2 separate regions of the Homo sapiens genome follow, and region 1 is linked to region 2. A link is a loop called in an ENCODE intact Hi-C map of the cell type or tissue named here. Cell type or tissue: Calu3. All regions are shown on one strand. Links, peaks and the distances in the headings refer to the core of each region. The heading gives the core; the rest is flanking DNA. Region 1 overlaps LRP1B (LDL receptor related protein 1B). Region 2 overlaps LRP1B (LDL receptor related protein 1B).

What was found. Hi-C counts contacts between places; a loop is a spot of excess contacts. Peaks named below come from ENCODE experiments on the same cell type or tissue, not always from the same donor. Only the 100,000 strongest peaks of a DNase experiment are listed, where the experiment ranks them.
Region 1: a loop joins it to region 2, with 2.4 times the contacts of the local background. A loop is called at or near these places in 2 of 110 quality-filtered maps.

What each region holds. Positions count from the first base shown.
Region 1 is chr2:141,545,870-141,562,648 of GRCh38, forward strand. All of the region lies in intron 2 of LRP1B (LDL receptor related protein 1B), which reads right to left. Among named protein-coding and RNA genes, the nearest start is that of LRP1B, 580 kb to the right of the region's middle. In Calu3, for the core only: no CTCF peak of the experiment used is centred there; a DNase peak (open chromatin) is centred at 9,142.
Region 2 is chr2:141,103,860-141,120,638 of GRCh38, forward strand. All of the region lies in intron 7 of LRP1B (LDL receptor related protein 1B), which reads right to left. Among named protein-coding and RNA genes, the nearest start is that of MIR7157, 530 kb to the left of the region's middle. In Calu3, for the core only: a CTCF peak has its summit at 5,935; no DNase peak of the experiment used is centred there.

The DNA.
Region 1 (16,779 bases), core at 7,978-10,477, 450 kb after region 2:
CATAAAGAAACACAGCCCTGCTAGCACCTTGATTTTAGACTAGTGGAACACGTGTTGAACTTCTGACTTAGCAAAGAGTAAAATTACATATTTGTGTGATATAAGCCATTAAATTTCTGATAATTTGTACCAGTAGCAACAGAAAATGAATACAGTTTATCCGCATGGATCTTGGTGATGCTTCCCTTCACCTCCTCCTAGATCTACCACTCCAGCCCCCAAACCTAGGTAAGTTCTACTCCACACTGACCTTGACACAATTAAACCAGAATCTGCCAAGTTCACACTTCTTATTATGAACATGCTACTATCATCAAGTTTTTGATCACTTGCAGCTGAACCCACTCACGATAGACTCACTCAGTTAACCTCACCTTGGCAACCCTCTGCTGGGGGAGGCATGTAGGCACCATTTTACAGATGAGGTAACTCATGCTCAGATAGTTGGAATAATTTGCTCATGGTCAAAAAGCTAGTAAGCGGGCAAGCAGAATTGAAACCCTGGGTATCTAACTGCTGATCCTAAGCACAGTGCCTCCCCTTAGAAGTATTTTTTCCTCTTTTCTACTTACCTGCTCTAGCTACATCATGGGTCCCATCTTCTCGTCTCCTCTATTCATCTATTGTTCCACCAATTTCTTCCTCTTCTAAGGATCTTTTGTCGGCTACTCTTATTCAGTGTCTTCAAACCAAATTTATTCAGCCAACCTAAACACGTATTGAGTACCAACTTGTGTGAGGAATTACATATCATTTACCAGACATATCAATAATGAATGAGGAAGGAGAAAAGATTCCCTTTCTTAAGCTTGCATTTTACTTTTGAAAATGAGCATTGAGGCCTGCAGCACAAAATTTAACAGCCCTCTTTTAATCTTTATCCTCCTTAAATCATCTTCAGCATCTGACACTGCTGACATCCAGGCTAGTTAGAAACTGCCTGCTCCTTCAACATATCCAACACTGTTCTCTTCAGATTCTCTTACTTCTCCAATTATTCTGTTTCTTTCACTGGCTTGTTTCTTTCCTCCTAATACTTAAACAAAGCATTATTTCATATTGGGTTGTAGATCCTGCTTTCTTCTTTACTTAGTATTGCTCATTGATGTCCAAAGTTCCAGCATCCCTTTTCCTAATGGTTCCCAAATGGAAACCTTCAGTTTTAACATCTTTTGTTGTCTAAGCTGGAATTTCCAGTATTGTCGTAGGTAAACATTCATGGTTGTCCAACAAACAGCGTAAACCAAACGCATCTAAAACTGTACTCTACCTCTCAAACTGGTTCTTCTCTCAATGTTTTTAATTAGTAGTCTCATTTTCCAGCATGGGCCAAGATATCGCAGAGACATATAAATGCATTCCTCTCCCTACACATGCTTTCACCTCTAATGTCTGTCAGATCAATATCATCCTTACATCCTAATTTCCAATGCTTTGGTGCCAGTTCTCTGCTTCTATTTTTAAAAGCTCTTGCAGCAGCCTGATAATTGGCCTCCCAATTTGCGTTAATTCGTTCTTTCCACACTGCAAGCAGAGGTAGTCTTTTAAAAACAATTATCTGGACATGTTTTTTCCCAGTAAAAACTCTTTGACAGTCCTGTTGCCAACCCAGTGATGTCCTAATTCTTTAGCCTGACATGTAAACTCCTTTACAAGCTGGTCTAAGGTACTTCTCTAGCTGTAACTGTTAGCATTCCCACTTTCACCAGTCCACTTTTCACTCCAATCATCAAAAACTACTGAGCATTTTTCAAGGACAATAGACTCTTACGTCTCTGTGCTTTGGTTCATGTGTCCCGTGCAGCAGGCATGCTTTTTCTCATCTCCTACCTCACCTTCCATGTAGCTGTACTTTCATAATCTCCTCAATGATCCCTTCTTTTTAATATCTCCTTTTATTCCTTTGGTCTAATTAATCCTGAATCAATTATCTATTTAATTTATTATAGTAAGTGTGGATACAAAGATAAAAGGTGGGCCTTATTGTCTAGTAGAAAGAAAATAAATGGAATGTTGTATCTTCATATATATTTTTCAAAATCGGTATGTATGAGGAACTGTGAGCACAAAGAGGGGAGGACGACCTAGCTCTGTTGGGTGACAGTGGCAGAGACTTTGAGAAAGGAACAAGGAAGACTACAGAGAAGATGATATTTGCTGTATGTCTTGAATATACACAAAAGAGCAAGAGTTTCAAAGTTACCCAGGGGAGGCCTGTATCTAAAATCTAGCTGTGGCACTTATTAGCTATGTAGCTTTAGATAAAGTTATTTTACCTTTCCTAATGTCAATTTCCTCATCTATACAACAGATAGAATAAATAATATGCAACTTGAAGGGTATTATGAGATTTCAATGACATGTTCCTTTGAAAGCATCTCAATCAGTGCTCAAAAATGTTAGTTTGCTGTCATTATTGTTGTAGTCTTTGTCATCCTTATCATTTTGTCACTGTAACTGGAGGATGACTGTGAACTAAATAGGTAGATAAAATGAAGGGGGCTATGTTTCCAGAAGCATGTGCAAAGGCACTTAGGCATAGTGGTGAATTAGATGTGGATTACATAGGGTCATGCTTTGGAGCCATTTATCTGGCTTCGGAAATGCTTACTTGCTTGCTAGCTACCCAAAAGACATGCTGACCTTTGAGGTTTTTTGCCCTTTGTTCATTGTTACTGTTCTGCTGAGATAACAAAATTCAGTGAAAACTTTCAGCTCAGTATTTCCAATAAAGATCTTTGACCTTGGGTAGGATTTTTTTTGGTACATGACCCAAGACTTGCTCTGCTTGATTGTTAATCCATATTACTGTGCTGATTTAGCAAATCATTTTGTTTAGGCACCAGCAAAGAGCCTTTATTAGATGGGTGTATGTATAAATCCTGCTTAATGACAGTGCATATGGTATGGCTGAATAATAAGACATCCAGTATTTATGTGGTTGCTTGTGTCAACAAAGAGCTAACATTTTCTCATTGCATGTCCTAAGATCTTAGAATCTGCTACCCAGACTTTAAAACAATGCAACATAATCCCCTGAAGTATGAAATATCTGGTGTCTTTTTAAACGTTGCTGGTTAAAAAAAAAATGACAGCATACAGTTGGAAAGATATACAGTTATCTACTACAGCAGTAGACCAGATGTCATGATGAGTTTTTGAACCATGTACTTGAGAAAGATATAATGCCACACATTCAATGGAAAATTACGTTATATAAAATTAGCTGTTTCATTGAGAAGACATATAGTAATGTGGTTAAGAGCACAAATTTTGGAGTTAGACAACAAAGTTTCAATCTTAATTCTATGAATTGGAAGGTATAAGATCTGGGGCAGCAACTCTCAGTATCCACATCCCAAAAATGGAGATGATAAATGTAAACCTCATGACGTTATCGTGAGGAAAAAATAAGACATTGCACATAAGGCCTTTAGGATAGAAGCTGGCACAAAGTGAGCCCTCACTGTTAGCTAATTTTCAGATTGAGGCAACATATAGGGGAATAGAGTGTAATCATATTACCATGATACATTTAAGAGAAGGCAGTAATTACAATTATTAAAGTTTACTTTGGAAGAATTCCCAAGAAAATAATGTTTGTTCAGCCCCAAAAGACTGGTATTTTCTGATACCAGTCTCTCTTTTTAGTTACTTCCTCAGCCTTAGCAAGAGAATCTTTTGTCGGCCTTTCTCTTTTTTATATGTTTTTATTCCCTTGTTTTCTTTAATCTTAAAAACAGCCTTAGTAGCCAGTGTTTGCGAATTACAAAACAGAGAGGATATGTCATTATTTTTAAAGCAAAAACAAGTTTCTTTCCTGTAATATATAAAACTGCATTCAGGGCCAGGAGCGGTGGCTCACACCTGTTATCCCAGCACTTTGGGAGGCCGAGGCAGGTGGATCATGAGGTCAAGAGTTCGAGACCAGACTGGCCAACATGGTGAAACCCCATCTCTACTAAGAATACAAAAATTAGATGGGCGTGGTGGTGCATGCCCATAATCCCAGCTACTCAGGAGGCTGAGGCAGGAGAATTGCTTGAACCTAGGAGGCGGAGGTTGCAGTAAGCCAAGGTTGCGCCACTGCGCTCCAGACTGGGTGACAGAGCAAGACCCTGTCTCGGAAAAAGAAAAAGAAACACTGCGTTCAAATGTAGAAATTTAAGTTAGAACTTACACAAAACAATCCTCATACGTATATTTTGTCATTGACTACATGCATTTTATGTTTGGCTTCAATTGAAACTTCTCATTCATCCCTGACTCTCAAATTCATGACTAATTTATCTCCAAGTAGCGAGATTACAGGCAGTTTTAACTTATTAGTTTTGGCTTACCGATGTTTTACAACTTTTTTCAATAGCCATATGTTACCTTTATAAGAAGAAAAAGCACAAAGAAGGTGAATTTTATAAACCTGTCCTTTTTAAATTTCCTAAAATCCTATTTGGAAGTGAACTTTTCTCACTTCAGCTCCTGGAATAAGCTCTTTGTATAGATTTTTAAATTTTTCTCATTCTACAATACGTAGAACTATTGCCATTTGTAAACAGATTTTTAGCTCCTTCAGGAAAAAAAGTGTCCAATGCAAATTGATTTTTGAATGTCTCACAATAACTTATAGAGAGTGCTTCTCAAAAAGTACTATAACGTAAAGTAAAATGAACCTAGAATTAGAATTATTGGCTCTGCGTTATCCAAAGGCTTCAAATTACCCTTCAATATACATGTCTTTGGATATTCGTTCAACCTCTTCATCTCCCTAATTTTCTTAATAGACATCCCACCTCTCTCCTACTTTTTCTAGATTGCTTTCTAATTTTTTTCTAAGCCTCTTAATACTTAAAAAGAAGCAAATTTAATTTAAATAATTGCTTATACCAGTAAAATAAGAATGTACAATCTACCTTCCCCAATGTTTTCCTGTATTCATCCATTCCTTCAAATTCCAGAACAAGTCCTCATCTACTTTTCCCACTTAAAGTGCTTTGAAAGGATGATGTGTCATATGCCATATATTATTAATTTATCTTCTTGGAATGTAATTTTACCAAGAGAAAACATCATTTATTTACATATAATCTGAGTAGATACAATAAAAATTTACATCCTATCAGTATGAAACACAAATACTGAATAAGTACATTTTACTAAGAAGCATATTACAAGATATTTTTATATTATTTTAAAGCTTCTGTGCTAGAAATAGGAAATAAGTTATTATGGTCTGCAACCTTAGTAACTCTGTGCAAAGATTATATAAATATTACATAGATGTGTATTTCTTGTTAATAAGGGTGTAGTTGGACACTGTAGCTAATAATTGTGATAATTGAAATAAAATAATTGTGATAAATGAAATAAAAATAAATGTATATATAACACATATTAATAGAACTTTTTAGTTTGTTTGCTTTTTTTTAATGTATTTTACAATAGTCCAAGGTTATTCATTAAACATTTAAAAAAGAGCTTCTTCAAGCCCTCTATTTCTAAAACTTATCAGGGAACGTTGTTATTATGAACTAGATTTAGCTCTTGATTCACCATTATAGAAATTAATAAATGCCATCCAAGGTTACACCAAAACTCTCATTCAGTTAAATGAATTTTTTTATTGACCTCTTTATTAGGAGTTTTTATCAATAGCCCCCAATCAGCAAAATTAAAACTTACTGGTCGAACAATTTTGGCAAAATGACAAAGCAAAGAGTCTGTATTACCTTCCTTGGAATATATTCAAACCTAAACTGGACCATTCTTATAATTGGCTACATAGCATGCAAATGTGTGGAAAGGAGTGGCTTTTACATTAAAGCAACTCTTGCACCCCACATTGGCTCTCCAAATTTGGCCCTATGAAAAATACTAAAGTGAAAATGACAGTCCTGCGGAAGACACCAGTTATTTTATCTGTGGATTGATGGATCATAATGCTCTCATTTAATAAAAATAATAAACACCCCATTATTTTCCACAGCCAATTTGGTGTTCAGGAATATTCCTCAGTTTCTTTTTATTATGGAATTTGTGCATTGTAAATAGTTAACAACTACTTAAAATTAAGATGCCTCTACCCCCTAAATAGCCTATTATTTGACTGTTAGCACCAACTGGGGTTCCAGTGTATTTTGTAATAATTGTGAGAATAATCACAGTGTGATATTTAATACAAAATCTTTTTTAAATGCAAAGTCTTTCTTTTTTTATATGAATATCAGTAATTCATTAGAAACCTATTATGCCAGGATAGCTATGTTCCTATCATTTGTTTCTTTCAGAGAAATGCAGTATCATTGGTATCAAGGAAACTAATTAGACTCAAGGACAAAATTATTTTTTATTTCTCCAAATTGTACTTAAAAGCTATATTGGTGTCATGAGATTATTTCTAGTGAAAAATGTCAATTACTTCCTTCCCAAGCGTTTTAATTTTTGGAACTCAAAGGTCTAGTACTCCAGCACCACTGAGTGACACAATAATGAACTCTCATTGTGAGTATTAAAACAGAGCAATTTTGTATGAATCTACTATAGCTTGGTAATATGCTTAAAACAAATCATAGACTCCAAATTTCATTTTAAGTAATAGTAAAATTATAGTAGATATGACCATAAAGAGAATTAAAGGTTATCTATTTGGACTAATTACCAGCTACATGAGATTCTTCCACAGCTTACCTAGTATCTGGTGCATATCCTTGCTTTAGCACTGCTAGTGATAGGAGGCTCACAGCCTCATAACATAGCAAATGTATGATTATTATTTATAGAAGTTTCTAAATTCCCTTTGTATTAAAAAAATGTTCTTGAGAAAATTCAGGTAGTTAATTGGCTTGGCGGAAAAATGTATGGTGGGATTATGAAGAAAATGTGGTCTAGGATTCCTAATGTGTATTAAACCAATAAAAAAAATTCTACTGGGATTATTGGGGAGCATCACTATTTGGAAAAAAATAAGAAAGCTTCTGTTTCCATGGCACCATCTCTTAAAAGAACACTGATATGTTGGAACATATAAGAATACTTGGATAATAAGGGGATTCAAAAACTACGTTATATGAGAAACATTGAAAGAAGACCAGAGTAAGTTAAGTATGTAGAAGAAACAATATGGAGAGGTAGTGGGAGAAGGGGAAAGAGGAAAGGGATGATAACTTTCCTTGGAAAGTGTCAGGCTTTTCCTGTCTAGTGCTAGATTCTAGTGTCAATGAATGCACTTTATAGGATGAGGACACTTAATGTAGACTAATTCCCAAAGACAATGGCTGTCTACTTTCCAGTGGAGACTGCTGCCTATAACTGATAACATCCAAGCTCATGCAGAATAAGAGATAAGGAAGAGGGCGTTTTCTAAGATCAATTTCAATTTTAAGAAACATAATGTTGGTTTATAAGTGGTCAAGTTGCAAGCAAAGGGTTATGAATAAAACCTTGAGACTGGCTGCTTTTGTGAGAAATTAAGTATTAAAATATCAGTATCAAAGGCAAGAGGTGTGCAGAAGGAAAGGAAATAAAGAGAATAGTCTCCTGGGTATCTTCATGAACTCTCTTTTAAATATACAGGAATAGTTAGCCACATGTGCATACTGGACAAATTATCCCAAATTTTTTCTCGGTCAACAGGCAAACATCTGCATAAACAGGACAGTATAGTTGAGGAAACATTCATGCTGCTATTTTAACATTGCTTCACCATGTTGATTTTGGAGCAGGTTACTATGTTTACCTTTAAAAAACTATCTTTAAAAACAATTGTGTATATTACATATATAATATATAATTTTATATATAACATATAGATATATATCATATAGAATATATATTATATAGATCTATATTTTTATATATCTATATAATATATTATATATAAAATATATAATATATTATATATGTTTATATTATATATAAATATATAGAAATATATATTATAGATCTATATTAATAGATATAGGTATATAATATATCTATATTAATATAGTTATATAATATATCTATAATAATATAGTTATATAATATATCTATATTAATATAGTTATATAATATATCTATATTAATATAGTTATATATCTATATTAATAGATATAGATTATATATCTACATTAATAGACATAGATATAGATTATATATATCTATATTAATAGACAAGATATAGATTATATATCTATATTAATAGACATAGATATAGATTATATATCTATATGAATAGACATATAGATTATATATATCTATATTAATAGACAAGATATAGATTATATATCTATATGAATAGACATAGATATAGATTATATATATCTATATGAATAGACCTAGATATGGGTTATATATATCTATAGGAATAGACCTAGATATAGATTATATATATCTATAGGAATAGACCTAGATATAGATTATATATATCTATAGGAATAGACATAGATATAGATTATATATATCTATAGGAATAGACATAGATATAGATTATATGTATCTATAGGAATAGACATAGATATAGATTATATATCTATAGGAATAGATATACATTATATATCTATAGGAATAGATATAGATACATATATCTGCATATAACACTTCTGTAAAAAGTAAGAAACTGTTAACAATTGTTTTCTTGAAGAATGAAATGCAGGATTAGAGAGTACATTTTTACTATAACTTTATACCACTCATATATGAAAGGAAAGACATACTTGGATTAAGACAAATAATGTGGATAATAGCAGGAACACTGTAAATCAAAGAAATCTCAAAATACCTTACTTATGGATTTTACATTTTTTAATGATATGTTTCTATGACCTATAATCTTTCTAAGAAGCCAATATGTATAAATATTCTCACATATACCTACCTAGATTTAATTTAGTTCAAAAAATGACTGCCTTGAATAGTCTTTTGTTCCTTTAAAATTAGTGGTCTACATTAGTGCTAACAAATTGTGGTCCACAGACCTGCAGCACCTGCATCACTGTGCTTGTTAGGAATGCAAATTCTTGAGTCCCTCCCAAATTACTGAATCAGAATCTTTAGAGGTAAGACCAAAGACTCTGTGGTGTATCAAGTTCTTCAGGTGATGTTAATGCACAGAAGAGCTTCGTTCTTGGGAACTGCGTAACCTAATAGCACCATCTGTTGGTAGTGACTGTCCCAGAATGAAGACATAAAGTCCCAAAGGGGAAGATGCCCAGACGTTCAACTTCCACTAGCTGTGATGCACTCTATGAAGGACTGGAAATGGACAGAATGCCTGATGTAGAGATATACACATACAGATGCACACATTTTCTCTGCTAAAGGAAATATATGTAAACAAATAAACAAACACCACTACAAATTTCTTCTTAAGTACAAACAAGGAGCTGGTGAGGCACAGAAACTGTAGCAATCAGATTGATCAGAGGAAGTCATGAAATGCTCAGAAGGAGTGGTGACATTGAAACCAAGTACTGTCAAATTACTTAGCCACAATTATATGTGTAACTAAGTAAATAAAAATAAAACAATTTTTAAAATCTAACCAATATTTACTGAGCTCTTACTATGTACCAAGCACTGTTTCTGAGGTCCTGTCTCTGAGACTAAAGATTCAAGTCCTGGACAAAGCAGAGTGGCAGGCACACAGCAGGCATGCAATCAATCTCTGGTTAAATAAATGAGTAAACATGAAAATACTATACGTTTGGCTAAATTCTTCATAAAAGAAGATTTTTAAAATGTCATCTTGCCTAAAATTTCTGCAGTGAAAAGGAACAAGCTCGTCATTATCTGAATTATTTGTGTTTTTTGAAAAATTGCCTTCATGCTTTGTAAAATTTTGAATAAATGTTAAAAACCCTTATTACAACCTCCTACACAGCTTTCTAGTAAGCCACGTTGATGAGGTACCTGGTGAGTGTAGAGCACTGTATTTTATATATATTCTACATCTTTATACAGATTAAAAGAGTCTTTGAAAAGGTATTCAGCATTCCAAATCACAGGCACTTTCAAAAGCACTTTCTATACCAGGATACTAACGTGAGGAAAAGGGTAAGTAAGCCAGTTTTAAATCTTTTATTTCTGCAGGGTTTTGTTTTGTTTTGTTTTGTTTTGTTTAAAGTGAAGACTTTCCGTTTTCTGTTTGTTTATGGCCGCTACACACATTCTAGAGTTTTATAGCCTAATCCATGTATTTATCTAAACTAATGTTTATCATAATAATCATGATGGGTGATGACCCGTGAGCCTGCATAATCTCAATGTTTTCCTGTTATCCATTAATATTAAATCTTGTGGTTCACTAGGGACTACCACAAATAGGTTTATGTGTTCACTGCCAGGGTTACATTAGGTAAAAATGGAGACAATTAGCTGTACTTCCTTGTAAGAATGTACGGGCATTGAAGCACTGACACTGAACTATTTGCCAGAAACTACCCAAGGAGAAGCACAAAACTAATTCATAGGAATGCCAGTTTGGCAAGTGTCTTTTGTGAAATCACTCATTTTCCAGGCAGAATTTAGAAACAGAGCTTCCACTGTTAGTGAAATTTAATCACTGTCAATGTCCTGATTGTTGGGATTTGAAAAATAGGGAATCCCTCCAAAAGTGGTACATTCACCATCTGCATGATACTGAATAAATCTTCATAGAGACTTGGTTACATCTTCACAAATTCCAGACATTATCTAAGTGATTTGATTGGGGGTACTTATTAACAGCTGTATGTAAAATCTACTAGGAACTCCTTTATTAGATACAAATAGATCCTTATATATTTATTAAACAAATATCACTTCCAAGAAAACTTCTAGAGGTTAGTATGGGTTAAGAACATGAGAGTTTAAATCAGGTAAAAGTAGGATCAGTTTTCAGTTCTGTACTTTCTTGGCTGAATATACGGAGGCTCATTTCTACCCAACAGTTGAAAATATTGAACAGGTGTCAGGAAGTAATCAATAGTATCTCTGTTTTAGAGATAAGAAAAGGCTGAGAGAAGTTAAGTAATTTGCTCCAGGTCCCATAGCAAGTAAGCCAGAAAAGTTCTAAGCTTCAGATCTACTCTATACAACTCCTACATATTTCTTCTTATAATATCACTCCTTTCTCTGTTTTCTTCCATTCCTCTTCCCAGAGGATTGGATGTAAATAATATTTACATTGATAGTCACTCTATTCTCTGCTGATGTTGCTGAACAAAAAGCATAGTTTAAATATAATTTAAATAATAGTAAATACACACGGTAAAAGGGGAATATGTAGAGAAAGTTTCATAGACTTACTGATTCCTGTACAGTAGAGAGGTTTTATTCTGTTCTCAACAAAATGTCTGAAATGGCTAAAAACAAGCAAAACAAACAAAAAAACTCTACCACAAAGACACACAGGAAACAAACAAACAACAACGAAACGAAGAGAGTGCACAGAAAGAAAAGTAAGCAAATAATTAATTCTTGACTAACAGTCCATATTTTATGGAGATAATGCAAGAAAGAAAATAAACCACCATTTCAGTGTGGCATGGATTACCATAGTAACATACTGGGAAAACCTTGGGTGGTGAAATGCAAGAATTTTTTCTTAAGTGCATGTGAATAACCGCAGAGAGAAACTACACTTCCCTATCTTCTTGGCAGCTGCATGTGGCAATATGTCTAAGTTCTCATGAATGGGATGTGAGTAAAGGTGATTCACACAACTACCACATCCGTTCCTGAAAAGAAGATCCATGTCCTTCACTGCCTTTCTCATTCATTCATGGGCTGGAACACTGATGTGGTGCACAGCAGATCCAGACATCCTTAGAAATAGTGAGCCACGAGAAAGAAGAAACCTGGAGAAACCTTGTGGAATAAACCTTCCTATTCCCGCAGAGGGCCACCCTGCCTCTAGACTCTAGACTAAGAGTGTATAACACATTTTTATTTTGTTTGAGTCACTGAATTTTTGGATCTTATTATGGTAGCTGTGTCTATACCATAACTAATATGTAAATAGGGACCTACATGTGGGTACCATAACCAAAACTTAGCAGTTGGGCTGTGGGCAGTGAGGAAACAGATGGTCCTTATTCAGCCACAGCCACCTACACAGTTGTTTTTGGCCAGAATACACTTGCTCTAAAAAATGCTCTCTGCCCATGGCCTGCAACCTAAATTACCCAGGAATCTGGAAATTTGAGGCTTTGCAGGTCTGCAATGATAACTGCAATCTCAGGGGCAATTAATGACTTGTTGCTCATGGAAACTCCTCACTTTCCTGAGTCAATTGCTCTTTGGAATTGAAGTGGTTGATTTCTAATCAGCATTCTATTAGGCACTTAGTCTTTAGAGTACTTTTAAAGGTGAGCAATAGATGTGAACTAGTAGGTCACCAAGGAGACACCTAAACTTAGGGTGTTAATTTACTTTGCCAGAAACCTATGCTGGAGTAAAGTTATGTTAGGAAAGGCTGCTGGTGGGCATCTCCTCATCATTCGTCAGGCCTTATGAGAAAAAAGAGGTAGATATTTTTTTTCCCTTGGCAAGTTAAAAGAGATCAGCTACACAGTACCTAAAGAGTTCCTAATTGGAGTATCATGACCCTAGAAAATCAAATCACATTCAGTACCTTCTCTCTTCTTCACATAAAATGGGATTCTCTATACATTCTTAACAACAATAACAAATTCATAGCAAAATTATGACTATGTCTTGGGTAGCCCTACAGAGCATATTAATATACAGTTTAAATTAACCTTGAGTTTTTAAGTCCAAGATACTTTGTCCTGTTGTATCATGACTCAACAGCCAAAATTAAAGCATGGATATAACAGTAATACAAGTAAGAAGTAATTCAGCTAAGATCAATCTTAGCTGTAGACTATGTTTACGCACTAATGGATTCTGGCAATCTCTAATCAGTATCTTCAAGACCTAAGTAGGTCAACAGCCTGAAAAATAGGAAATCATCTTCAGCGTAAGATCACAATAACAAAAATCAATATGCTGCTCAGTTGTTATATTTTAAAACAGCGCTATGAATCTATTCAAGGCCATAAGGAATAAAAATATCAAGAACTGATAAATAGAGGTACCTCATTTTTGTCCCAAGTCTACAGACCAGAGTATCTTTTTGTCAATAGTCTTGCTCCTAACTTTAGCCTTAGGTTATTAATATTATCTAGTATTGGTTTTAAGAAACTCAAGAAAAAACGATTGCTAAAATTTTAATGTAAAATTTTAAATTGTTTTGGTACACTATTTTGATGCATCATAATTAAATATTAATACTTGAAGTTTGGCCATTTTTTTAAAGATTTAAAAATATTATTCTCCATCACTATTATGTTTCTTTCATTTCTTAAATTTAAAATTTTTTACTTGTTTTAGGAATGGTGAATATTTTTCCAGAAATTTGTTAAATGATTATTCTCAGAGAAAAATACTAGTTCTATCAAAGGTCTATGATTGATTTCTGTCAGCAGTGCAACTGACAACTTCCTTATTATTTAGTTCGGTGGTGAATAAGAATACTAACCATATGCCCATGATCACAATTGAGAGAACATATCTAAGCCAAATGAAATTGATGCTGATAAAATGAGGTGTCACTTTATATCAGATTAGATTATGTCTGTTCTTGTTATCACATCCCATTAAAAATGATATCATTCATCCAATTAGATGTATCATTATTTTTAAGAAGTGCTTTCTTTATGGTTAAAAGTCAGTATTAATTTGGGTAGTAGATATCTGTTGTAATTTTAAGAAATGGGTATGCATTGGTGTGATAAAGTAAATTTGTTTTAAATAGGGAATAGTTTTATCATTGCCAGCACCATGCATTGAATATTGTAGGTGCATGGTAAATGACAGCTTTTATTGATCATGAGGATGAAAAAGTAATTGAAAATTGAGGCACAATTGGCCTAAACTGCATTCTAGAAATCTGTGATAAATTCATTTGAAAAATACATTTTCCTACTTACCTATATAATATTGTATAATATAAATAATTGTTTTTAGTCTTACAGAATTTAGGATATTGTAAAATTTGTAAAGTTCGAGGTAGAAACAAATCGTTTCATCCAAGTTCCTTATTTTGCATCCAAAAAAACAGAAACTCTGAGAATTTAAATGGATTTTCCATGATCCAAAACCTTGAACTGTACCCTTAACTTCAGACTAAGGCTAAGTTCTTCTGGTTATACCACCTGCCTTCTTAATTGCTTTGGGCTTTGTGCTTACTCTTTTGACCCCTGAGACATGCAAAAAGAAAAGAAAATGGTTAAGAAAAATAACAGAAGCTGCATGCACTATCTAAAACCATTCACGATATACTAAATTAGCTACCTAACTATTCCATCCACTTTAAGATATTTAATGCATCCAGCATTATAGTGCACTTATGTCAAAGGAACATTAACTTCATTCTCCTTTCCCCAAGGCAACCTGAATAGGAAAGAAACAAAAGTATACTGGGAAGAGGGTGTGATACTTTTTAAAAGCAATCTTATCTCTGCATTAGTACTTAAATAGCTAAACCGCTGGATTGCTTTTCCAATTTACTAGGCTTGTAGGTTTTTTACAACTCTCATGGAGAGTATATATCCTGTAGACGTTGCATTTTATTCAACTTTTCCAAAGGGAATTTATGTAATAATTCAACTGATCCTTTCTCTGGCTCACTTAGCTAGTTGGATCAGTGGATTACAGGGAATTTAGGCCTAAGTCTAGATGAAATTCTGAAATTCTGTTTATGTTTTAGCACACTGATGATAAATTATTCTCTAGGGAGAAAGGAAAGGAGAAAAATTTTTGTAGCAGAGGCAATCAATACAAATTTGATAAATTGTGGACATTAAAGAAATTATATGTTCTTTAAAAATAAAGTACTTTTTTTTAGGAGGTTTTATAGAAAACTCCAACTAGTTTCAGGTCAGAAGATTTAGTAATAATCAAGCATAATTAAGTATACTTAGTAGATCTGAATATGAGAGAGGAAATTGTGTCAGGAAATATAACCTCTATTTTCCCCATAATCATTAACTGCTGGATTACAGCAAGGTCTTTGTAGTACTCGTGGAACATGCAAGATTCCTATTTACTTTTCTTTCTACTATTGATAAATATGCTACTTATAACTAAGACTCCCAGAAAAAGGTGGGCATTTGCAATGCAGATTGAGTAATCAAACTATGAATTAACTAGTCTACCTTGTGGGTTTTAAGCAGGGTAGAACTTGGTTAAAGATTATGAGCTTTTTGAAATGAGGGAAATTATATTTTAAAATATTCCTAACACCACAATGCATAGCAGAAAATAAAGGTTAAATGTAATTCTTACTGGATGATATCACAGGATTATTTACTATGATATAGGTTTAGATATGCTATATGCCATTATGTTCCTAAAATGAAACTCCATATAAAATAAAATCTACTAACATTGAAATTAAATATTCCAGAACTTAAGCCAACTTCTATAAATCCTAAACATTTTCTCCAATAGATTAATATTACAGAGAAAGGTCTGGGCCTATTTTATCTCTATTTGTTGGTTTATCTGTGTTCAAAATAAATTTAAAAGTTAAACAGGAAACTAGGACAACTAATGCCTCAGGGCTAGAAGACAGCAAAGATGGGAATCTTGGAAATTTAAACATCCTGTCTCTGTGAATATCCCCATTTATTACCTTTCTGCATTACCAATTTCACCTCTTTACAATGACCTGGCCATTTTCATTTCCCACAACATGTGCACTAAATTCTTTCAGAAAGGCTAAATGTCTTTGTTTAAACATGACATAGCCTAGTCTAAGATTGAAATCAGAGATTGTCAATTTTCTTCACTTTTCACAAATCTTCCTCTCCTTCTAATCTGTAATTAAAGTGATAATGGTTACATGTTATAGTACAAAGACAACCTCTTTCTACTATACTCTAATATAAAGACAAAATGTGTTTGTCTTATCTAGAATTTTAGGCAAAAAAATAAGTGAATTCTTCACAATCTATATACTGTAAGTCTTAACATTACCACGATAGCTTATTTTTAAAAAATATTTTATTATTTCCAGAACAGATTGCCAATAGAAGTTAACCATCTCCTATGTTTTACTTACAAATTCACTTAACAAATGTTTAGTAGTGCCTGTCAACTTTGCAACAAGGGTTATACAGAATAGAAATGAGGATATAAATGTAAGTAAAACAAAGCTCCCAGCCTCCAGGAATCTACAATTTAAATGGAGAGATGTGTTATACACAGAAACACTTTTAACATTGGGTCAAAAATAATAGGTAAGTTATATAAAAGAGGAAAAAGGATGTATAATGGAGGCTGAGAAGTCGATTCAATCTAAGCTGACCTAGAGAATTCAGGGAAGGATTTATGAGCACGGTGTCACACGAACTATGTCAGAGGCTAAGAGGTACCTTTCTTTTAGGAAACCTAAGATAACATTTCAGTCATTTGGATAAAGCTTTTTGGAATGGACCCAGAGATTTCTTTTCCATATCCAATAGCTATCCACTTATCTAAAACTCAGAGAGGCAATGGACTGAGTTTTTCTTACTCCCTCAGTATAGTACTAATTAATTTACTATTACTCCCCACTACTGACCTCTACTACACGTTCATGATTCTGTTTTGCAGATTACTCACTAAACCTGATGTCTGCATTTGCATACTTAATATTATCTCTGGCAATCTCTACATAGCTCCATAATAAGGGCCAGAGAATACAGACTTTGAAGTGTAGATCAGATCTTCACAGGCACCTGCAAGGGTATTCCAGGCAGAGAAAGTTGCACAACC
Region 2 (16,779 bases), core at 4,957-7,456:
AGTCTTTTTTCAAAGAGGTATTCTGAGGAGCAAATTATTTTGTACCAACCACATTTGGCATTGACACAAAGGCGTCAATTCTATTGAGAGCCATTTCTCCATGTTTTTCACGTTCGACATAATTTTTATTTTTTGTTTAGTTTCTTGCGGTAGTTTAAGGATTATAATGTTTTAATATATTGTTTGAGCTTATACGTCAACACTCTTTTGTCCTGGAATGTTAAAAATAGCTGCTTTTTAACTGGGTCAAACTTTTCTTAAAAAATAACATAGCATGCTGATATCCATGTGTGCTAAATGTTTAGCTCCCACTTCTATGTGAGAACATGTGGTATTTGGTTTCCTATTCCTGTGTTAATTTATTTAGGATTATGGCATATGTATCCCCTGTATCTAAAATAAAATTTGAATTTAAAATAATAGTAACATAGCAAAAAGTTGGGTAGGGGGACTTGTTTGAGATAAGACAATACAACTAAAAAAAACTCACAAAATTGTATGTAAATTTCTTAGAAAGACTTTGGAGTATGTCAACCAGACAACACTAAGAATCGTGACTGGTGGAACTATCAGTGCAATAAAGAAGATGACCTAGCTCTGTCATTTTACTGCTAAAACAGCAATAGTTTTAAAAATGACTTAATGCCTGTTGACTTATTTGAACATGAAATGAATGGAATAGTCTCTCTTATTGTGTTTCCTCTTCTCCGCTAGATTCAGTCTATAGTTCAGGTTTTATTTGGTCTATAGTTATTCTTAATTGGTTGCTGAAATTTAAAAATTGAACAGCAATGTAAAAATCCAGATTCATACTTTATCTTTAAAATTTCTAGAAAGCAAGGGTCTGAATTATTCCCAAAACAATAATCAGCTGAAATTAAGTTGCTGCTCCACCCTTCTGAATGAGAATGGTACTCCAGATTTGATATATTCTCCCCTTTCTGGATTTTCTACAGCTAATTTATCTCACTCATTAAAAACACCTGCCTGTCGTTAATATGATTATTGAGTCTATGATCTTTTCTACTGGCAGCAAAATGTATTATTAAGAGATCAATTCATGGAATAAGATCATGGACTCGAACCACTCTAAACCTCAGTTTACTCATTTATAAAGTGGTGGTATAGTAATAGCACTTGATTCATAAGGCTCTTATAATAAATAAATAATAAATAAATAAAATTGGCTTAGCATGATGACTGTATTATAGTAATATCCAATAAGTACTACATAATAATTGCTAACCATCAAAGTCTGCATTTATCATTTTGGAATTGTATTTCATATAGCTGGGATGAAGACAATCAGTTTTTGTAGATATCTCATGTCTCTATGGCCCTCTTCAAAATGTGGGGAAAAACTGACAGACCTCTTCAAATTATATGGATTTTATATATCCAGTTAATGTCTGATTTCAATCAACTTAGATACATGAATTTTTGGTGCTTTGGAGAAAACATGTATTACTTCAATGTAATTTTTTTTTTAGTTTTATACTTTTTTCTAGAAATCCAGACACTTTAAACCTGTGTGCTGTGTTTACTCTTACCATTTGTGAGTTATTGACTGACTTTTTAAAGAACTAATTTTTCTAGGCCCTATAGTTCAAAATAATACTGCAGCTTTCAGACTTGGTCTGCAGAACTTGAGTTGCGTTTCTGTTATAAGACGGAGAAAGCTTAACCTGAGCTATGTCAACATGTTCAAAAAAGCTGAGGAAGAAAATGCAGAGTATCTTGCTCTGGTTTCAATAATAGTAAACAGAATTTTATTGACCACCTGTCAAACTCTTTGGAAAAGTCATTGGATTCTTTATTCTCTGAAACAATTGTTTAGAGAATGCTATTAAATAACATAAATTGATGGACCTGGCTTTTCAAAAAATGTATACCTGTTTTGAATAAGAAATTTATAAAACTTACATTGGAATTAAAGTGATTTTCAAAATGTATTTTTTTGGTCATATGATAGCTATTGTTTTACTGGCATTTGTATATAAGTATTCAGAACTACAACAGCTAGCAAGGAGATCTCCAGAGGGACCACAATCATCCTCTTAAAAAAAAAGCTGGTCACCTTGAGAGCAGTGAAAGTTAAAAGTTGGGAGGAAATGGGAATCCACAGGGGGCCAAACTCTGCCAGCTGCTCTCTTCCTGTCCAGAATAGAAAGTTGCTTGAACACCAAGTAAGTTTCTAAATGGGTATTTCACCACTTTTAAAAAAATAAAACTCATGATTTGGTACTTCATCTCACTTTACTTAGAAACAATATAATTTAAAGGCTCAGTCTCATATGTGTAAAGCTGACAAAAATCCAAGGCCTTATCTTCTAACCAATTTTTCTGAAATTAAATATTTATGTCATCGACACTTCATTTTGTATTCTAAATAGTTTAGGGAATAGAACAAAAGCAATGATAGAAAATATTTCACTTTCGTTTTTTGGCTCCTAAAATGCCCCCCAAAAAACACTGAGCTAAGTAAGGAAAACACCTAGGTGCTTAAAACCAGATATTTTTAAATCATTTTCTAACTTTTGATCATGTAAGCATTCATGTACAGATTTAAAAATAAATAAATAAAAGTTATAACAAATTTCAGCAGAGTGAAGATCACCTGGTGACCATCAAGCAGGCCATCCAGAGACAAAACTCCTTATCTGAAGAATTCAGAAGTAAATAGACATGTCTGGAATGCATGCATATCCAAACTCAATTATGCAAACCTTGCTTACATTAAGACATCAAAATGTCTACAAATGTAATAGTTTATCATGACCTGTGCAGCTAATAGGTCCAAACTACTCATAAGCTCTGACTTTAGGGTCTGTAAATACCCCTAAGGAAAAATCCACCACAGGGCACTCACTCCTCTCTTACTAAGGAGCCCCGCTGAACTATTCTGTAGCGTTCTCTCTTTCCAATAAAACTTTCTTTTTCAAACATATACTGTCGTTGGTAAATTCTTACCAATCCACGAGTCAACCACTTTCGATGCCAGGGCTCTGACAAGTTGCTCAGTGATATTTATTACATGAGAAAGAATATTCCTAAAAATAATTTTATCATTTTCAAGAATGAGAGTTGTTTTGTGAATTGTGATATATGCAAGATAAACTAATTGTTTTTTTTTTCTTTGCATTGGTATTATGCTATCCTCTACTGAACCAATATATATATTCAGTGATTCTACTTTTTCTTTTAAATTGTATTCAATCACTTTTCACTGGACTTTGGAAATAATTCCCTAATAGTCTTCCTTATGTGATTTATAAAAAAAATAAAGAATAGGCAAAAAAGTAAAGGGTTCTATTCAGACTTTGGAAGACTTAGTAAATAATAGCATATCATTAAATTTTTTATGTGGTGTTTTAAATTATGGAGATAAAAATAAACTGCAGTTATATTTATAGGGTGATTTATGCACTATATAATTTTCAAAACAGAAAAATTTTAGTATCCATCTTTGAAAGATAAATTAAAAAAAACTTGGAAGACTATATTTAGGCTGGGCACGGTAGCTCATGCCTGTAATCCCAGCGCTTTGGGAGGCTGAGGCGGGTGGATCACAAGGTCAAGAGATCAAGACCATCCTGGCCAACATGGTGAAACCCTTTTTCTACTAAAAATACAAAAATTAGCTGGACATGGTGGTGTGTACCTGTAGTCCCAGCTACTTGGGAGGCTGAAGCAGGAGAATTGCTTGAACCCAGAAGGTGGAGGTTGCAGTGAGCTGAGATCGCGCCACTGCACTCCAGCCTGGCAACAGAGCAAGACTCCGTGTCAAAGAAAAAACAAGAAAGAAAGACTATATTTAAATTCCATTTGATTAAAGAGCACTAAAGCTGCAAGATTTTATAAGAAAATATACATTTTATGTGATTTTATTAAAAGTATTTCTTGAAAGATTGGTGGGAATTGAACAACTTCTGCTTGTGGCTGTAACTGATTATGATATGATCACAGTTTTATTTAACAATTCTTATCATTAGAATAGCAAAACACTATTATTTCTCAACGTGTATGTAACTAAGTGAAGTTTGCTATTTAAAATTGGTAAATCACACATTTTTAATACACAGTTGGAAAAAAAGTATGGTGCTACCAAGTACTCATTATATCAGCTTGAAAAGTGACAAATGTTCATTTTATTTTGTTTAAACAGAAAAATAGTCAATTAAAATAATACTAGGGGGCACTGGATTTTACTGACTATGCCTCAGAAAGCTAGCATTGATATTTAAGTCAACACTAAAGGAGGAATTGTAATCTGCATTCCTCCCAAGAAGTCCGTGTCATTAAATGTGTTTCCTTTAGAACTTCTTATATCAGAACTACAAAACTGGAAATAACAACAACAATCCAGAATCTCCAATAACCAGGAAAACTCTTTAAACAAGTAATGGTACAAGGTACAAGTTTAATAGCAAAGATATTTTAATCATTCAGACAAAAATATGTTTATAATCTGTTTCTTTTTTTTTTTTTTTTTTTTTTTTTTTTTTTGAGACAGAGTTTCACTCTTGTTGCCCAGGCTGGAGTGCAATGGCACAATCTCGGCTCACTGCAACCTCCTCCTCCCAGGTTCAAGCGATTCTCCTGCTTCAGCTTCCCGAGTAGCTGGGATTACAGGTGCCTGCCACCATGCCCAGCTAATTTTTTGTATTTTTAGTAGAGACACAGTTTCACCATGTTGGCCAGGCTGGTCTTGAACTCCTGACCTCAGGTCATCCACCCACCTCAGCCTCCCAAAGTGCTGGGATTGCAGGTATGAGCCACCGTGCCCGGCCAAAAATGTGTTTATAATCTAAACATATTTAGACATAAGTGACAAACCTAGGTCAGTCTAATACCATTGAATGAATAAATGTTAGAAAAATACTAAAAAAGTCTTCAGTATGAAGATAGATGTTTTGTAACCCTAAAATTCCATGACCTGACAAGATGTCCTTTATGTGGAAAGGTATGTGGGCCAAGCTTCCTTTGGGATATATTTAGTTGATAGTTTAAATGATAATAGCCCTTCTCTGAACTAACCCCCTTTTGTAAAACTAATGAAATACCACCAGGTTAGGAGTATGATGGGAACCTGAATTGTGCTAAGGTATAGGTGGAGTTATATGATTGTCAGCCATTATTCTGAGGTTGCAAGATTTGCAACTTCCACAATAATTCCTGTAAATAACACCACTATTGTAGAACCTAAGATTGGTCTTGTAAGATGTCTTTCTAGACTTCTGTGTTTCTGGCCACCTGATGGCCCCACCCAGAAGTGGACTCAGAAAACAAGGACCATTTTCCACACTTCTGTGACTGCATCCCCAACAAATCAGCAGCACCTATACCCTATGCCCCTGCCCACCAAGCTATGTTTGCAAAATTCAAGCCTCCAAATTTTGGGGGAGGCCAATTTGATTAATAATAAAACTTTGGTCTCTCATTAGCTACACTGTGTGAATTAAACTCTTTATTGCAATTCCCCTTTCTTAATAAATAGGCTCCATCTGGGAAGTAAGCAAGATGAACCCACTGGCAGTTACACTTCCCCAGTCTTTTAAAAAACATCTAAGAAATCAAGCAAAAATTAGATTGTTATACCAGGAGACAAAAGCCAAAAAGATTCATTTTTAGTTCTTTCACTTCAAAATAGGAATTAAGCAAAAATTCCTAGAGAAGCCTCAAAAGGAGGACTCAAACATAGTATAACAAAGTATGGAAAGACTAGTAGGAAAGAAGGAAGATCCTGCAACCCTGAGATGAGAGTTACTTGCCTAAGTGTAGGGAGGAGAAAGGGACTACAACCTTGCAAAAAAAAAAAAAAATACTTTGGAGGATAAGATCAAAAGATCAGAAAAAAAGGAAAGTGAAGACTGTCATGGCCAAAGCAGGAAGCTAAGCAGAAGGCTAAGGGAAGCCTATCCTTCTGTTACCTTTAGAGGGAGCACTCAGAATCACATTAAAAATGCAAATAAACCCTGTCAGCTTTGATAGTGGCTGAGGGCCTTCAATCAACAGCTGATTGCATATTGCTCAAGGCTTATCTGGTAGGATGAGTAAAGGTGCCCTGTGTGGACAGCTCAATAGCCCACTTAAGCCCAAACTGAGCCAGGGGCTGCAATGATGATATGAAAGGGAAAACTCCATACAGGAGTCAGAGAGTGGGGAAAACTACTTACATGAAAATAAAACATTCTTCAAACTTTCTGAACAAAATAGCATAGTTACCTAAGACAGCTAAAACTTAAAAAAAACAAGAAAGTAGCTAAATAAGTAAAATTACAAAAACCTCTCAGGCCTTAACACAATGCACATTCCAAATAATTTAGGGTATAGGGACATAGGCATTTCATGTGGGTGGGTCTACACATAAAGCCAAAGGATATAAATTTAATTTTATATCTTTCTAATTAATGTTAATATCCATAGAATATTCACAAAAATAGATTTATATTAAGCCAAAAAAATGCATAATATATTATCACAAACTAATACTGGGAAGGGAAAACTTTTCCTCTTCCTATTTAGGTTTAGTACCTAGGAGCTTGTGAATTAAACTGCCAAAGGACAGATTAACAAGAGAAGGAAAAGTTTGCTCATATGCGTATGAGGTCTACAAAGGAAGTGGTCCATTCAAGGGCTAATGTTAGGAGCTTATATATCTAATTTAATAGGGAAAAGCGAAGGTGGAGAAAAACCTTTATGGGAAGAACAGGAGAGTTTCCATAGGAAAGACAAATGGCTTTGTGGGAAAACAAAGACAAGAAAGTTTGTAATCATGATTTTTTTTTTTAACACAGGTGCAAGTGGTCTTTTCCATCTTGTTCATGGCCCTAAAACTACCCTAGAGAGGGAATGTACGATAGTTTCACTTTTGATTTCCTTTCTGGGAGTCAAACCACACCTAAGAGGGGATTTATAGCAGAACATTCCCAGAATTTTCTGCCTTTAGTCAAATAAGGGAAATTCTGAGAAGGCTTATTTTGATGTCTGTTGAATCTTAAAATTTTCAACTTAAAACAATCATTATACCAACTCTAGGCTTTAAGTGGGTCCCCACACTAAATATATAGCCACATTTTAAAAGTTTACATATCAAAACAAAATAGCCACCTGGGGAAAATAGCCTCTTCCATTCAACAGTCTACTTTGGAAAGAAGTGAATGAAATGGCAAGGCGAAGAGCCAGCCAGTCACCCCATGAAATAAGCTAAATCAGTCCTTGTGATCGTGGGATAAGATACCACAGTCAAAACACCTCCGTATTTAAGAGACTGTATTGTTTGACCATAATGCAATAAAAATAAAATAAAAATATCAAAAATGTCAGAAAAAAATTAAAAGCAAATAAACTGGAATAAAAGCATGTAACAAACATGACAGAGTTTATATACTTAATGTATACTGTGCCTGTACAAATAAAAATTCTAAAATCCCAATAGAAAAACCAAGACAGAGGAAAGCTGAAAAAAAATGCAAATAGCAAACAAGTACAGTTAATCCTCATTATTCAGATTTCATATTTGCAAATTTGTTTACTTGCTTATATTTATTTTAAAATTTTTCACCTTTAATCAACAGTCAATATGAAAGGAGTTAGCCAGCTTGCTTTAGGTGGACAGTAAGGAAAGAGTCCCCAGAGAACCTCCCTCCTGTGTTTTGTGCACTTAAGGGACCTTGTACTACGGGGCTTGCCTAAACATGGCCACAGTGGACTAAGGACCCACATGCATACTAGGGGAATACGGTGGAGCCACCAGTAATTCACACCTTATACAAATATAAAATCCAGCCCTATCAGCTTGTATGTAAAAGCCCTTGGATTCAACTGTGAAGGCAGCAACTAGGAACCTGCTCTCAAGACCCCTCTCTTTGCTGAGAGCCTTCCCCTTTCACTTAACAAATTCTACTCCAGCCGGTAGTGGTGGCTCACGCCTGTAATCCCAGCACTTTGGGAGGCCGAAGCAGGCGGATCACAAGGAGATCGAGACCATCCTGGCTAACATGGTGAAACCCCGTCTCTACCAAAAATATAAAAAAATTAGCCCAGTATGGTGGTATGCACCTGTAGTCCCAGCTGCTGGGGGTGCTGAGGCAGGAGAATGGCGTGAACTCGGGAGGCAGAGCTTGTAGTGAGACAAGAACGAGCCACTGCACTCCAGCCTGGGCAACAGAGTGAGACCCTGCCTCAAAAATAAATAAATAAATAAATAAATAATAAATAAATAAATAAATAAATAAATTCTACTCCACTCACTCTCTGAGTGTCTGTGTGCCTAATTTTTCCTGGTCATGAGACAAGAACCCAGACCTAGCTGAGCTAAGAAGAAAAAAAGAAATTCTGCATCAAATAGCAGTGTCTTTTGTGGTCATTCATGAACATGCTCAGAAATCAAAAATTTGAGTTGCCTGCTGCCCATTTTCCCTGCTGAGGTCAAGCAGGACAATGTTCTGCCTTCTTTGCTTCAGCTTTCATACTGTGAATGTTTCCTTTTCACAGTCTTTTAATACCACATTTTTCTAATTCTTTGCTTTTGGTTGGTAATTTTGCTATTTAAAATGGCCCCCAAGTGTAGTGCTGAGGTGCTGTCTAATGTTCCTAAACGTAAGACCAGTGTGATGTGCCTTACAGGGAAAAAAATACGTTAAAATAAGCTTTGTTCAAGCACGAGTTATAATGCTATCTGTACATATTTTGAAACAAAATAATGCTATTTGTGAGTTCAATGTCAATATTTAAACAATTTATAATAAATACAATGTCCTTCAACAGAGGCACATGTAAAAGATTATATTATGGATCGGTTGATGAAAATAAAATGTTGTGACCAGAAGCCTGCAAGAACCTAACCTTGTACATCCCCTAGGAGTAATGATTTAGTATTCACTAATTCAATTGTCTAGGTAACTTTACTGAATGGAACTACTGCAAATAATGAAAATCAACTGTATTTGAAAAAGGCAAATTGATTAATAATCCCAGAAATCTAAATCCAACAACATTAAGCTGCATTTTTTTAAACCTATCAGATTTGGAAAAATATTTTTTTAAAAAAGTTCATCAGTGTTAAGGAGAGAATTGTTAAATTAAGCCTGTGATAAAATTATAGGCTGATACAGACTTTTGAAAAGGCAAATTGATAATATGCATATTACAAAATTCTTTACAAATTTGTACTAATACTATGGAAATCACTAGCTCTGTGGACAAACCTTCTCTCTATAAAGTTGTTAATTATACTTTTATTCCTAAAAGAAACAAACACATAAAACTAACTTTTAATTTTCTCCATTTCACATTTAAGTGAAGGCAGAACACTGGTCTTTTCAAAAATAGGAAGCAAGAAATTGCTGGCAAGAAAAAAATCTCTATCAAAGCACACAGTGAACCAAAGAGATTTACTGCTTTCAGAGCAACTAAAAAGCTCAGTTAAAACAAACCAACAAAAAGACTATGGGTGTTTCTTAAATAAAGATCCACTAAAAAGCTTTCTTAAATAAGCAATAAAAAAAATGAGGGTGACTTGCCTTAAAACAAGAACTCACATGAAGTATTTAGCCAACACAATGCTGAATAAAGGTTCTTTTAAATAACAATTGATTCATTTGGTCCCTTTAAAAACAATTTTAAAATCTTTTCTTAAAGTTTGTACAACTGCTTAGTTTTAATGGTCTAGCATTTTAATTCTATACTGTATGAGGTTTGCAATTCATTTTTTTTTAAGTTCTAGTTCTTTGAAAGGGTTTTATTATTATGCAGAACCAACACTGGTACCTCACCTCTGGAAATAGATGCTAAAATGTATGGAAAGATGGTGTTTAAAAATGTAAATATTTTACTCTTAAATTCATGGCAGAAAAATTATTTTAATGTTAATTTATATTAATTTTAAATGCAAAAAGCTATTAATATTTCCCCAACTTGAAAGAAGTCATGATAATTATATTGTCATTTCTCTTTCCTCACATACTTATACTACTTATTGGTAGCAGTCACTATTAGGACACTCAGATACAAAGATACAGTAATATAAATGAAACTAGTCTAAGTTCAGCTGTTAGAAAACTCATGCAATTTTAAAGCAACATTATCTATTCCCCGAAATTCTAAATAGCATTTATTTAACAGGTCATTCTATGTATGGAGCTATCATGAAATATGAAAAACAATTCAATTTTAAAATGTCACGAATTATGGTGAAGCAGGAGAATTCACTGACCCCCTCACAGGACTTGCCACAGGGGTGTGGCTCGTTTGCTCGGCTGCCATGTGCTCAAACCCCTTATGGGAGAGGGGGCACACAGGCAGGCAGGTGCAGGAGCCAGGGCAACCTCTTTTGGGCTCTGGCCCCATGGTAGCGTCTAAGGGTGTGCTACAATTAATGCTCTTTTAACAGTTGCCTCCGTGGACAGCTAAGTGTTAAATCAGCTTAGCGAAAAGTCAGGGTGACAGTCTTTTACACCCTGCTCTCTTGGTACCCAGGTCCTTGTCTGGTGGCCAGGAAGAATCAGGTCACTCAGACTTAGATGATGAATTCAGGGATTTTACTGAGTGATGGAGGTGGCTGTCAGTGGGGTGGAAGGGAAGCTGGAAAGGGGATGGAGTGTGAAGACGATCTTCCCCTGGAATTTGGCCTTTCATGGCTGATCTCCTGACTGTCTGTAGCAAAACTCCTCTTGATATTCAGATGCCCCTTCTCTTCTCTCCTCTGTCATACCAATCTGCCGATCTGCCAGTGGAAGTTGGGGTTTATATGAACAAAGGATAGGGGTGTGGTGGGTCAGAGTAGTCTTGGAAAAGGCAATATTAGAGTGTGAAAACAGGAATGCCTCTTCCCATTTAGGGCCATGGGTTTCCAGGCTTGAAGGTGGGGCCTTTCCTGGGGAACTGCCCTCTTCTACCCAGCATTTCCCTGCCTCCTGTTTGTATAAATTGTCAGAGGAAAATTCGTAATTAAGTGTGTGGGTGCGTCCATATGTGCACATACACACATACATGTCATGAAAACAGGCATACTAATGCAAAAAAAAAAATTTATTTTTAAATCAGGGGCATGCCAAAGCTCTCCTTGATTCTATTAAAACCGCACCCTTGAGGGTAGTTATCTCTCTAACACACTTGTAGTAACGTACACTCCTTTCCGAAGGAAACAAAACAAACATGACGGAAAGTAAAACCAATGAAGCAAAAATACAATGTAGGAGTGTCCATTTTCTAGAACTTGCACATATTTTGAAACAAAATTATAGTATGGTCATAGTGGATAATGTTCTTTGGTCTTTATATTCTTTTTCTGAAAGAAAAAAAAAAGCATGTGGACTTTCAAGGATTATAGTTACTCGAAGCCATATCTTAAACATGGCCTTGTGATTTGACTCCTCTCCTTCATCATTCCAGACTGTTCTTACTACATAGTCCAAGAGTAGGCTAAAGATCAGCACACACACAACATGTGATAGGAATAGACAAGGATTCAATAAACCCAGATAATACCCTGGACACTACTGCTACTAATTTTCTGAGGTTGCAGGCTCATCCCATTCCAAGAACATTCCAATTCACTTAAATAGGACTTTGCAAAATGAATAGGTTTTTGTTTTTGTTTTTTTTTTTTTTTTGAGATGGATTCTGGCTCTGTCACCCAGACTGGAGTGCAATGTCGTGATCTTGGCTCATTGCAAGCTCCGCCTCCCGAGTTCACGCCATTCTCCTGCCTCAGCCTACCGAGTAGCTGGGACTACAGGCTCCCGCCACCATGCCCGGCTAATTTGTGTGTGTGTGTGTGTGTGTGTGTGTGTGTGTTTTTTAGTAGAGACGGGTTTTTGCCGTGTTAGCCAGGACGGTCTCGATCTCCTGACCTCATGATCCGCCCCTCTCGGACTCCCAAAGTGCTGGAATTACAGGCGTGAGCCACCGCGCCCCACCTGACTAGCATTTTTAAAGGCAGAGATGGGGTGTGGTTGGAAGGCTTATGAGCCAGAAAAAAACTAAAGAATTTTCATTTTGCTTTCACACACCCTAATTAAATGGGTTGATTCACAGTCTTCTTACATCCTAAAACAACATGAAAGCATCGTAAGAGAATGATTAAATAGAATGTATATGTATTCCCCATGTATTGCCTGCATTAGGGTACTAATTCTGATCATGACACCAAAAAGCAATTTCATTATAAATAAAAATAATGGAGAGTTTTCTTTTTTCCTGTGAAACTTATTTAAAGAATGAGTTCTTTAAATAGCAGTATGTTTATTTTGACAATGTGAAATTAAATGTGACAGTCATTTTAGATTCCTAAAGTAAAAAAACTGTATAATACATTCATATACTCTAGCCTATTACAGTGATTTGTTATTATATTAAAATCTGTAACAATTATGAGAGGAAACGTTTTCATTTTAAAATAAAGATACTAAGTGCATAACTTATTAAATGATGGAAAATGAATTAAAATTTGTAACTGTATGTTCACAAAGAAGTAAAGCAAATACTCAGTGTTGTTTTTTGTTCTTTTAAAAATCGTTTCTGATAATATTCCTAGGCAATTTAGGTAAATCCAATATGGAAGTCAAGTAATCCAGATAATTGTTCTTATTCCCCTTCTAATAGCCATATAATCATCTTTAACTTAAATTTTAATGAGGCTTATCCAGTCATGTGCTACATGTTTTAAGTTTCCCAGTTTTAATTACTAACTTAGTAGGCTCGCCATCCCCATGATAGTGCCCAAAAACCTTTACCAAATCCCAGGGGCTCCTTAGAAGGTAGTATGGAAACCAGTATCATCTTTATTTTTATAATAGAAAAAATTGACGTCTGAAGTATGTATTTGATTTCCTTGAAGTAATACAGGCAGGAACAGATCTGAATGATTTTTTTTTTTCTATAAACTCTGCCTTTTCTAATCTCACCTTGACAAAAACCATTTTGTCCAACAAAGACTGGAAAGTATATTTTACTCTTATTTCTACGAGATGACTTTCCATAGTCTTACCACACATTGATTGTATATTGGATTTTCCTTGGATTGCATATTTTATGTGATAGTGTGTTTTCAGTATTGCAGCTCATTTTGCAACACCCTGACCACTTGTATAACTTTGTTAGTTCGTGGGTAACATTATCTGTCCATTCAGTTTACATCTCTCAGTTTTATAAGATATTTTATTAAAATCTTCCTTAATCATTTTTTCTAGATGTATTAATAACGATTACAAGCAAATTCAGGAATGCCCCAAGTATCTTTTCATTTATCATTGACTTTTGTCACTAACACTTTTCTATCTCCATATCAATATAACTGAAGTGATTTCTTCTATTTTATAAATAGAAAGATAATATTGCCTCTGTAGGATAAGAATTACATGTTTGGCTACTTCATTTTTTTTTTTTTTTTTTAACAATTCAAAAGAATCATTTTAAGTGTGGTTGAGTTTAAATACTACTGTTCTTAGAGATAATTCTTGGTGTTTTGTGTCACTTTTAGTGGAGTTTCTTTTAAAACACTAGTACTGTAGTCTTTAAACATGCTTTTAAATCAGGTTGAATCAGATATCAAGGGACAGATGGCAAGTAGTTTTAATCAGAATGATTTAATAGAAAGTGGAGAAAATGAAAAATAAGAAAGCAATTACACAAAAATTAGAAGGTTTAAAAAAATCACAGATAGACCCTATCACAATAGTTTAAATTTATTAGACTACCTCACCACTTTCTGTCTCCAATTACACAGTGATTTTTAACTTCGTGGTTAAGGAATGTTGAGCTGATAATTGGGGTAAATAATACAACATTTTAAAATCTGAGTATTTGTAGACAAATAATTTCAAGAGGTAAAATTGAAGAGCAATGCTTTAGTGTGGTTCCAAGTAAGCAATGGAGTTAGCAGCATTTTTAACCAAATCCTTCAAATCATGCAAGTTTGAAAAATATCGAGGCAATGGGTCATTCCCTGGCATGAGTATGCTCTTAAGATATATTATTTGTTTCTAAGTCTGTTAAAACTCACTAAATCTTAAAAATAAGCATTTGGTTTGTCCTTACAAAAATACATTTAGACTTCCCTTGGATGTCTCTTTCATATAACTCATCATCATATATGTCTTCCTTGCTCCAATAAGTTACTTGAGTGCAGGAACTAAACTGTCTTTGTTCAGTGCTTAACTCCCAACATCAAGGAAAAAGCCTGGTACATTATTCTTGATTAAAACTTTGTACCAAACAAATGCATTAATTACTATACATGGAAACTGTGTATAGGATGGAATATTTTAATGCATTCAGAGATAAAAGGTAAAGTTTTGATGCTTCAAAAATATTCAATGTTCAGTTTGCACTAATTTTTTTAAACCTAGAAATGGCTGCCAATTATTTTATAGATAAAGGAAAAAAACAGCAGAAACAAAAACTCTTCTTGATTTTTGTTTCAGGCAGTTATATTTATCACATCTTATTACAAAACTTTGATTATCCCTTGTAGATGCACCTCCAAAAAAATTATAGTTTATTTCCTACCAGGTATACCACTTGTTTCCTTTCTGAGATTAGTTAACTTTTCAACTTTCTTTTTAACAAAACACATCATTCTATTTCTAATAATTGGTCAAGAGCTGACTTTTTTGTAAACTAGTTCTTGTTTTTCAAGCTCTCTATGGACCATATGAAATGTAATGGATAGAAATTGCCTACATATCTCATTTTCTGAGAGCGAAGAGATTGAAATAAGTAGTACATTTCACTGAATCAAATTCAATGGCCTAATAAGAACAATTTTAAAAGGATATCAAATGCACACTCTGGACCACACTGTATTCTAAACATTTATTCCACACATTATTTAGTTTTTAACTGTCACAATAATCTAGTGAGATAGTTATTATCTTCAATTAAGAGATGAGGTATCTAAGCATTTTATTTCCCTTTTTTTCTTTTGAATTCCTATAAAGGAATTTATAAAGATTATAATCATAATAATATTAAGGTTAATAAATTCTCAAAGCTCAAAACAGACATACAAACATGTCCTTTAAGTTCAAAGCAGCGTTAAGAAATACAGCAATGTCATTCAAGAATTCTGGAATTCTACATAGATATAGTTAAAACAAAGAAAAAAGTCTGCCTTCTCAGCAGATAGCTAAGATTTCCATATTGCAGGCTAACTGCTCAGGCGGTTAATTTGCACTAATCAGCTGGAGACAAGAAGAGAGAAAATTACAGTAACTTGATGAGTTAATTTTGTGTTTTACACTCATTGTCTTCCTGGTTGCTAAATGCTCCATCTTTAACACAATTTTGAGATAATATAGACGCCCTTGTTCAAAACCAGGAAACATATTTGTGACCTGTTAAAATCATCCGTAAGTTTTTTTCACTCAATTGTCCTAAAAGAGAGAATAAAGCCTTCTAAACTGAAAAGGAATAAGAAAAGAAAGGTCTTAGGGCTTTTCCAAATCCCCACAACGTTGTACTGTATAACATTTTCCCTCTACAGACTCTCCAAATTTTATTTAGGGGTCTCTATGCATTCTCTTTCAAAACATTTGCTAGATATTCTAAAAGTTTTCAATTAAAAATGAGGCAGCAAGCATATTTGTCTCATACTAAAGTGAGAGAGGGAGGAATACAATTTCACACTCACTTGGGATATGACTACATCTTCTTCCCAAAGGATTGAATCACGTATGCCATTGTCATGCATGTACTCTATCATGGTCTCAAGATTACTGGATCAAAGTACTTTAGTGACAAAGGAAAAGCACATTGTCCTGAAGAAATCCAAAGCACTAAATCAAAAATAACTAATGCATGTCTTGATAACATTTTAAAGACAAAAACATCCTTCGATGTTAAACCCAAGAGGTTGTGTGTGTGTGTGTGTGTGTCTGTGTGTGTGTGTTAATTCAACTCAACTCAGAAAATCCATTAAGTATCTGTTATGTATAAAGAACTGTGCTCACAGAGCAGGGGATAAAGAGATGTGTAAGGCACAGACTTGGCCTAAGAAGGGTCTTTCATGTGATTTTCAACAAGCAAATGAGTCATCTATCACCCTGAAGATCCATAATAATCATATGTTGTATTCTAGCAAATGATTATCAAAAATACTTTTCAGGATTTAGAGGAAAAAAAGTTTTATTTTGTTTTATTTTTAAATAAAAGCTGGTAGGAAATGCTCAATAATTTAGAAATAAGCTGCAGTATGGGTACCTTCCACTTATTACAACTCTTCATTGAGTGACAGAGGTTCTAGGAGGAAGAGCAGACATTTAACCCACTGACAGGCAAGGAATTTCAGATTTGAAATTATCTTTTTAAACAAATCAAGGCATGGACAAAAGCAATTTACTTTATATGAAATACTTGCTCTTTGTAATGTACTCAAACCCTCAATGAAGGATATTCATTTCTAGTTTATTTTTTGTTGTTGAGAATTTAATAGAAAAGGCTTTGATGATGTGACTTTTGTCTATTAATTTTGCAAATGAATTTGGTGGCCATATATTAGTAATAAGGGTTTTTTAAAATTATTTTTTATGCCTGGGTTTACTCCTCTCTAAAATGGGTATCATTATGTTGAAGAATACAAAATTGACAATATTTGACTATTTTAACCTACACATAAGGCAATTTCAATGCAAAAATTCTATCTCAGATATATTATGATTATATCAAATAGAAAATCTTTTGTGAAAGTGTTTTGTAAACTCTAAATAGCTATCTGATATAAATAAGGTAATAAGATCGAACATTGACAAATTCATTTTCAGATTTATAATGAATCTG